Regions from separate parts of the Homo sapiens genome. Here region 1 is linked to region 2. Evidence: read pairs that join two places in POLR2A ChIA-PET (ENCODE). Cell type or tissue: CD4-positive, alpha-beta T cell. All regions are shown on one strand. Each heading gives the region's core, and the rest is flanking DNA. Links, peaks and the distances in the headings are about the cores only.

The links. ChIA-PET counts read pairs that join two places held together with the same protein. Peaks named below come from ENCODE experiments on the same cell type or tissue, not always from the same donor. Only the 100,000 strongest peaks of a DNase experiment are listed, where the experiment ranks them.
Region 1: POLR2A ChIA-PET joins it to region 2 with 5 read pairs; 4 of 35 experiments call an interaction of 5 or more read pairs at or near these places.

What each region holds. Positions count from the first base shown.
Region 1 is chr6:152,297,372-152,300,297 of GRCh38, reverse strand. All of the region lies in intron 93 of SYNE1 (spectrin repeat containing nuclear envelope protein 1), which reads left to right. Among named protein-coding and RNA genes, the nearest start is that of SYNE1-AS1, 82 kb to the left of the region's middle. In CD4-positive, alpha-beta T cell, for the core only: no CTCF peak of the experiment used is centred there; no DNase peak of the experiment used is centred there.
Region 2 is chr6:152,231,737-152,234,662 of GRCh38, reverse strand. It overlaps SYNE1 (spectrin repeat containing nuclear envelope protein 1), which reads left to right. Exons shown (of 146, transcript NM_182961.4): 112 at 700-882; 113 at 2,398-2,547. Among named protein-coding and RNA genes, the nearest start is that of SYNE1-AS1, 150 kb to the left of the region's middle. In CD4-positive, alpha-beta T cell, for the core only: no CTCF peak of the experiment used is centred there; DNase peaks (open chromatin) are centred at 542 and 1,352; H3K4me3 peaks cover 659 bases.

The DNA of each region.
Region 1 (2,926 bases), core at 272-2,771, 66 kb before region 2:
AACGTGATTCGATGGCTTTATAACATGCATTGAAAATAGTGCTGGCATTTACCAGCTCAGATTTTGAAGACAGGAAACTTCCATTTATTATGTCAGACTTCTTCTTTATTTGCAACTTGTGTACCAATGTAAGGAATGTCTGCCATATTTATACTAGAATGCCTACTAGATTTGAGTGTTTAACTTATCTTTCAATAATCTTAAATTTTATTTTCTATAAAATGGGGAAAATAAAATAACCATTTAGTTATAAGAAGCCTTTTACCATGTATTAAATGTAGATAATACTAAATTAAATGTCAAAAAGCTTTTATGTCAAATGTTAGATAGAAATCAAAAATATGCCTTTATAGTAACCAAAGACTTTTAATGCATGTTAAGTAATACTTTATTTTTTAGTGAAGACAACTAAAAAATGTAAACTATTCTATGAAATTACATTTTTTCAAAGAAGTTGATATGTATTATTAAGGGAGAAGCATTAAACAGAGCAAATGTTTTATAACCTGTATTATAATTCAATTATATTACTTTTATTTTAAAGCAGAAGCATTCAGACTGTCATAGGATTTCTGTGATAAAGAGAATCCCCCCTCATTAAAAAAAAAAAGGAACATCAAGGTGATGAAACCTTTAGTTAATACACTTACACTGTTCTCTTGGTAAAAATCAGGATAGCTCTAGGGAAATTATCAACTCATCCATTTGTCAAGTACATTCTGACACCTGCTCAGCGTGAAACCTTGTGTTGGTTCCTGAGGATGCAGCTGAGAAGGAGTCAGCATGGCCCTACCTGCAAGGCCCTGACAGTCTAGAGAGAAAGGCAGACATGGGACAGATAATAACAATGTGATCAGAGGAAACTAAAAACAGCAACATAAAAGGAGAAGTTCAGGGAGCCGTGGGGAATTTGGGAAAGTGTTTTTCAAATTCTCATTTTAAAATATGTATTACTCATTCTTTGATGATTTGTCCTTCCCTATGGTTACAGATGTTATTACAGAAATTAAGCTATAGTCGGCTGATTATTATATAGAAAAAATTGTTCTATTTAATATGGTTTAGGTTCTCAAATTTTTCAAACTGAATAATAAATACTTATTTGAGACTTTGTGGAAAAAATATACCTTTTCTAAAACTGTAAATCTCCATGCTACTTCTTGTAAAGTGTCAAAGGATACATGAAAGTGCCCTAAAAATGATGAAACATGCAAATATTTCTATTATTATTTCTTGACATTAACCACAAAGCTTCATCAGGTCCTAAAACTCAGTGAGATTAGGCTTTGTTTTAATTCTTCCCCTCTCCCCTAGTCACAGGAAAACATCAATTAAATTGCATTGTTAATCTAAAATACTTACATGTGATGCTGCAAAGTAGGGGAAAATGCCTTTACTTAGATTAAGACACACAGCTTTACTCTGAGGGAGCTGTTAAAAAGGAAATGTATTATGCTTGGTGTTCATCAAACAAATCAACCCCATCATTACGGCCACATGTTATTTTTGTATAGTAATGTCAGTTAGAAGACAATGAAAAAATATGACACCATGACCGGTGATGCACTGGATTTATAAAATTGTCTCTTGAAACTGAGGAGGACATGTAGGATCCCCTTAAGTTTCAGTTTTCAGATTAAAAACCCTGAGTTTTGTGCACAGAATGTGTACAGCTGTTTCAGGGAGCAGCCAAATAGAACTGCTTTATAAAATCACAGTTGTTAAAAAAAAAAAAGGTTTTGTGCCTGCTGTTCCTGCAAGTAGATCTCCGTTATATAACTACCTGGTCCCACTCACAGTGTATTCTGTCTCTGACAGTAGCTATTAGCTAAAATGTAATAACAGTTTAGCTTACTTGAAGGTAGAAATACCGAGGCATTCCTAGATTTTGCTGTAGGCTTCTTGATTCCCCTTAGAAGCAAGCCAAGGCTTAGACTCTGCAGAAGAGTTGAGGGAGGAATACATTTGAAAAGAGGGAGCAAGAGTGTAATGGGAAAATCATTGGCCTTCAAGTTAAAAGCTCACACTGAGTTGCAGCTCTTTCTCCTCTAAGCTGAGTGCACCTGGGAAGTCCCTTGATACCCTCATTTGTAAGTGAGAAGCAATACTACTTAATTCACAGCATTGTGAAAATGAAATGTGACATGAATCGTGAAAGTGCTTTTTAAACTAGAAAATACTGATCAAATAGTAGCTACAGTTGTCCAAATTTATTTCCTTAGGAATCTACTCATAAGTCTTATAACTTAGGCACATAAGCAATGAGAAACGTATTTGTAACAGTGACTCCTCACTACATCAAGTATTGACTTTAGTAGTTATTTATAGTACTGAGTGATTTATTTTAATTCAATTTATGTATGTACCTCAAATAAATAGAAATTATTCATCTATAAAAGGTGACATATTTTCAAATCCTTTTAAGAAACCAGGAGTTGTCATTCATATCTGTAGGCATGAGCCACGTGCGCGCGCACACACACACACACACACACACACACACACACACACACACAGAGTGAGACTGCCAGAAAAAAATTATTTGTAATAAATTTATTTTATTCTAGCTCTTTTGGGAGCCTTCTGTATTTATAATAGAGTATCTAATGTAAAATGTTTACACCATTTAAAGGCATTCCTGCTTTTCCTTATGGACAGTAATAGTATTACTTTACATGTATATAAAATAATAGAATTTATATAAGTGCATTTACAAGCATGATTTATTATGAACATATAGGCCTGCCTGTTATTTGCCAAACACTCCACAATGTGCTCAGGATGAAGACGAAAAGCAGTGACCCAGACAGCCCTTAGGGAGCTTACAGTGTGTGTGAGGACAGGCAAATGCTTACAAGAGAAGGTGGCAGGTAGTGTGGCCGAGGGCAGTACAGTGTTGTGGGAGGGCCTAGAGAAGGCACCTAAA
Region 2 (2,926 bases), core at 257-2,756:
TCTAAGAATCTAAAGCATTTGATTCAGGCCTATAAGTTAGGCCTGACCCATACACCAGTAGAAAAGAAGTCAGGCCGGGTGCGGTGGCTCACACCTGTAATCCCACACTTTGGGAGGCCAAGCAGTCAGATCACGAGGTCAGGAGTTCGGGACCAGCCTGACCAACATGGTGAAACCCTGTCTCTACTAAAAATACAAATATTAGCCGGGCGTGGTAGTGCATGCCTATAATCCCAGCTACTCAGGAGGCTGAGGCAGGAGAATCGCTTGAACCCGGAAGGCAGAGATTGCAGCGAGCTGAGATTGTGCCACTGCACTCCAGCCTGGGCAACAGAGCGAGCGACTCCATCTAAAAAGAAAAAAAGAAAAGAAAAGAAAGGAAGTCAACCATCAGTGGATATACTTAATAAACTAAGCTATAGAGAATATATTAATGTTGACTATGTGTGTTCCATAATTATGCAAAGTAATAGGGCTCAGTGACTCAACACTGCCTCTTACAAGTAGTTCTCAAGTCGGGGCTTCGTAGTTTCCTTTCATTCGAGGGCAAGGGTGTACTGCTTTCATTTTCTTTTGAGTGTTCAGCATAACCCCCTCCAGGATGTAAAGGAAATTGTTTCATGCACTAAATTGGTCGCTTTCCTTTTAATGAATGGTCTAGCTATTTAACCCTAATTTGAACATCGCTACTTGTTTCAGGAGTTTTCTAAAGAAGTGGATGCCCAATCTTCCCTGAAATCATCTGTTCTGAGTACTGGAAATCAGCTCCTTCGACTAAAAAAGGTGGACACAGCCACGCTGCGCTCTGAGCTGTCGCGCATTGATAGCCAGTGGACTGACCTGCTAACCAATATCCCAGCCGTCCAGGAGAAGCTCCACCAGGTACAGAAAGGATTGCTTTCGTGGGAAATAGCTGACTTAAGCTATTTGACATGGAGAAATACATTAATTTGCTTTTGCTCACAAATTTATATCAGCTTTGTCCCAGACACCTGGCCTCTTCTCTCTCCCGTTGTATTAATATTAAGAGTGAACTCTGGCCGGGCGCGGTGGCTCGCACCTGTAATCCTAGCACTTAGGGAGGCTGAGGAGGGTGGATTGCCTGAGCTCAGGAGTTCAAGACCAGCCTGGGCAACACGGTGAAACCCCGTCTCTACTAAAATACAAAAAATTAGCCTGGCGTGGCGGTGTGCGCCTGTAGTCCCAGCTACTCGGGAGGCTGAGGCAGCAGAATTGTTTGAACTGGGGAGGCAGATGGAGTGAGCCGAGATCGCGCCACTGCACTCCAGCCTGGGTGACAGTGAGACTGTCTCCAGAAAAAAAAAAAAGAGTGAACTACGCTACAAAGCCCTGCCCCAAAGGCATTTCCTCTGAGGGTTTCTTTAATGTGTGTATGTGGGTGTGGGTATGTGTATTGGAATGTTTGTCTGGCTTTGTTTAAACTCTGTTTTGTCTCAGATAAAATGTGGACAGTTACATACACTTTTCTCATAAAGTGAGTGGTTATGAAGATTTAGAACGTAATATATGTTAAAAATATCTTATGTATAGGAGAGCAACTGGCATTCAGTAGATGTAAATAATCCTCTTATCTGAAAATACACCCACCTCCCCTGAAATCCCAGAACATTTTATCTTTATCTCTCTTTGACACTCATCACTGTGTTTCAGGCAGGATAGCTGTGTTTTGTGTACATGCCTAATCTCTCCTAAGCAACAGCTGTGCGCCCCCAGAGGGCAGGAACCAACCCACGTTCATTGCTATATCTTTCAGCACCACACAGAAGTTGATATACAAAGATTTTAAATGATTGCTTTTGTTCCTCCAAATCATCGTAATACACATATGCATAAATGTGTGATATGTTAAGTAAGATTTCGAATTGTAAGTAGTGTATATCAGCTAAGGGCTGAGGAAATTGGCTATGTTCTTAGGAATAAAGATTAGAGTGCCAAAAACTCTAGAAAATGATAGCTTGTAGTGTGGTATTTTTCTTTCTTCTTTTAACATTCCTGAGTCATAATATGCAGAGATTTTACAAGATAATTAATAAAATACATCTGTTGAATGTTTTCTGGTTAAGTTTTTTTAGACTCATAAAACTAGTTATAAAATAAGAATAATATTCTCTTCTTTCTGGTGCTTTGATTAATTAGTTAATGTTTATACAGTGTTTACAGTATTGGATATCAAGTGAACATAAAATGACTATTATTCCTCAACATTTGCCTGATGTTTAACTTCAAGCTTTCAGAAAGGGTAAGATCTCCAAATGTCATTAAGGAGTGTTATCTCTCTTGGTACATTTTTAAGAATTATTGTAGGGTTTTTAAGTTAGCAGAAGTTGGGGTTTCCATTTTAACACTTGGGACTGGTTCTCTCCCTGACTTGGACAGCTCCAGATGGATAAACTGCCTTCCCGCCATGCCATTTCTGAAGTCATGAGTTGGATTTCTCTAATGGAAAATGTTATTCAGAAGGATGAAGATAATATTAAAAATTCCATAGGTTACAAGGCAATTCATGAATACCTTCAGAAATATAAGGTAATTAAAATTTTTTGTTTTTAACTTTTCATATTTTCAGACCATTTTATTTGAAAGAACTAAAAAACTCAAATTATGGTAATCAAGTCTTGGAATGTATGTTTCCTACACAGTGACCAGATAGGAATTCAATAGCAAGAAAAATGCATTATCAGTTATAGAAATAAGAAGAAATATCCAGTACTAGGAATGATTTTGAATAATTTTGTGTTATTAAAGAATTACAGAAATTATAAAAATAAATTTATAAATATTTTATAGTGAGGTTATATAATTTATCTAGTTCTAAATCTTCTACCTAAATATATATATACACACACACACACACACATACACACGTATATCTGTGTTTATGTTCATATAAACGTATACAAATATA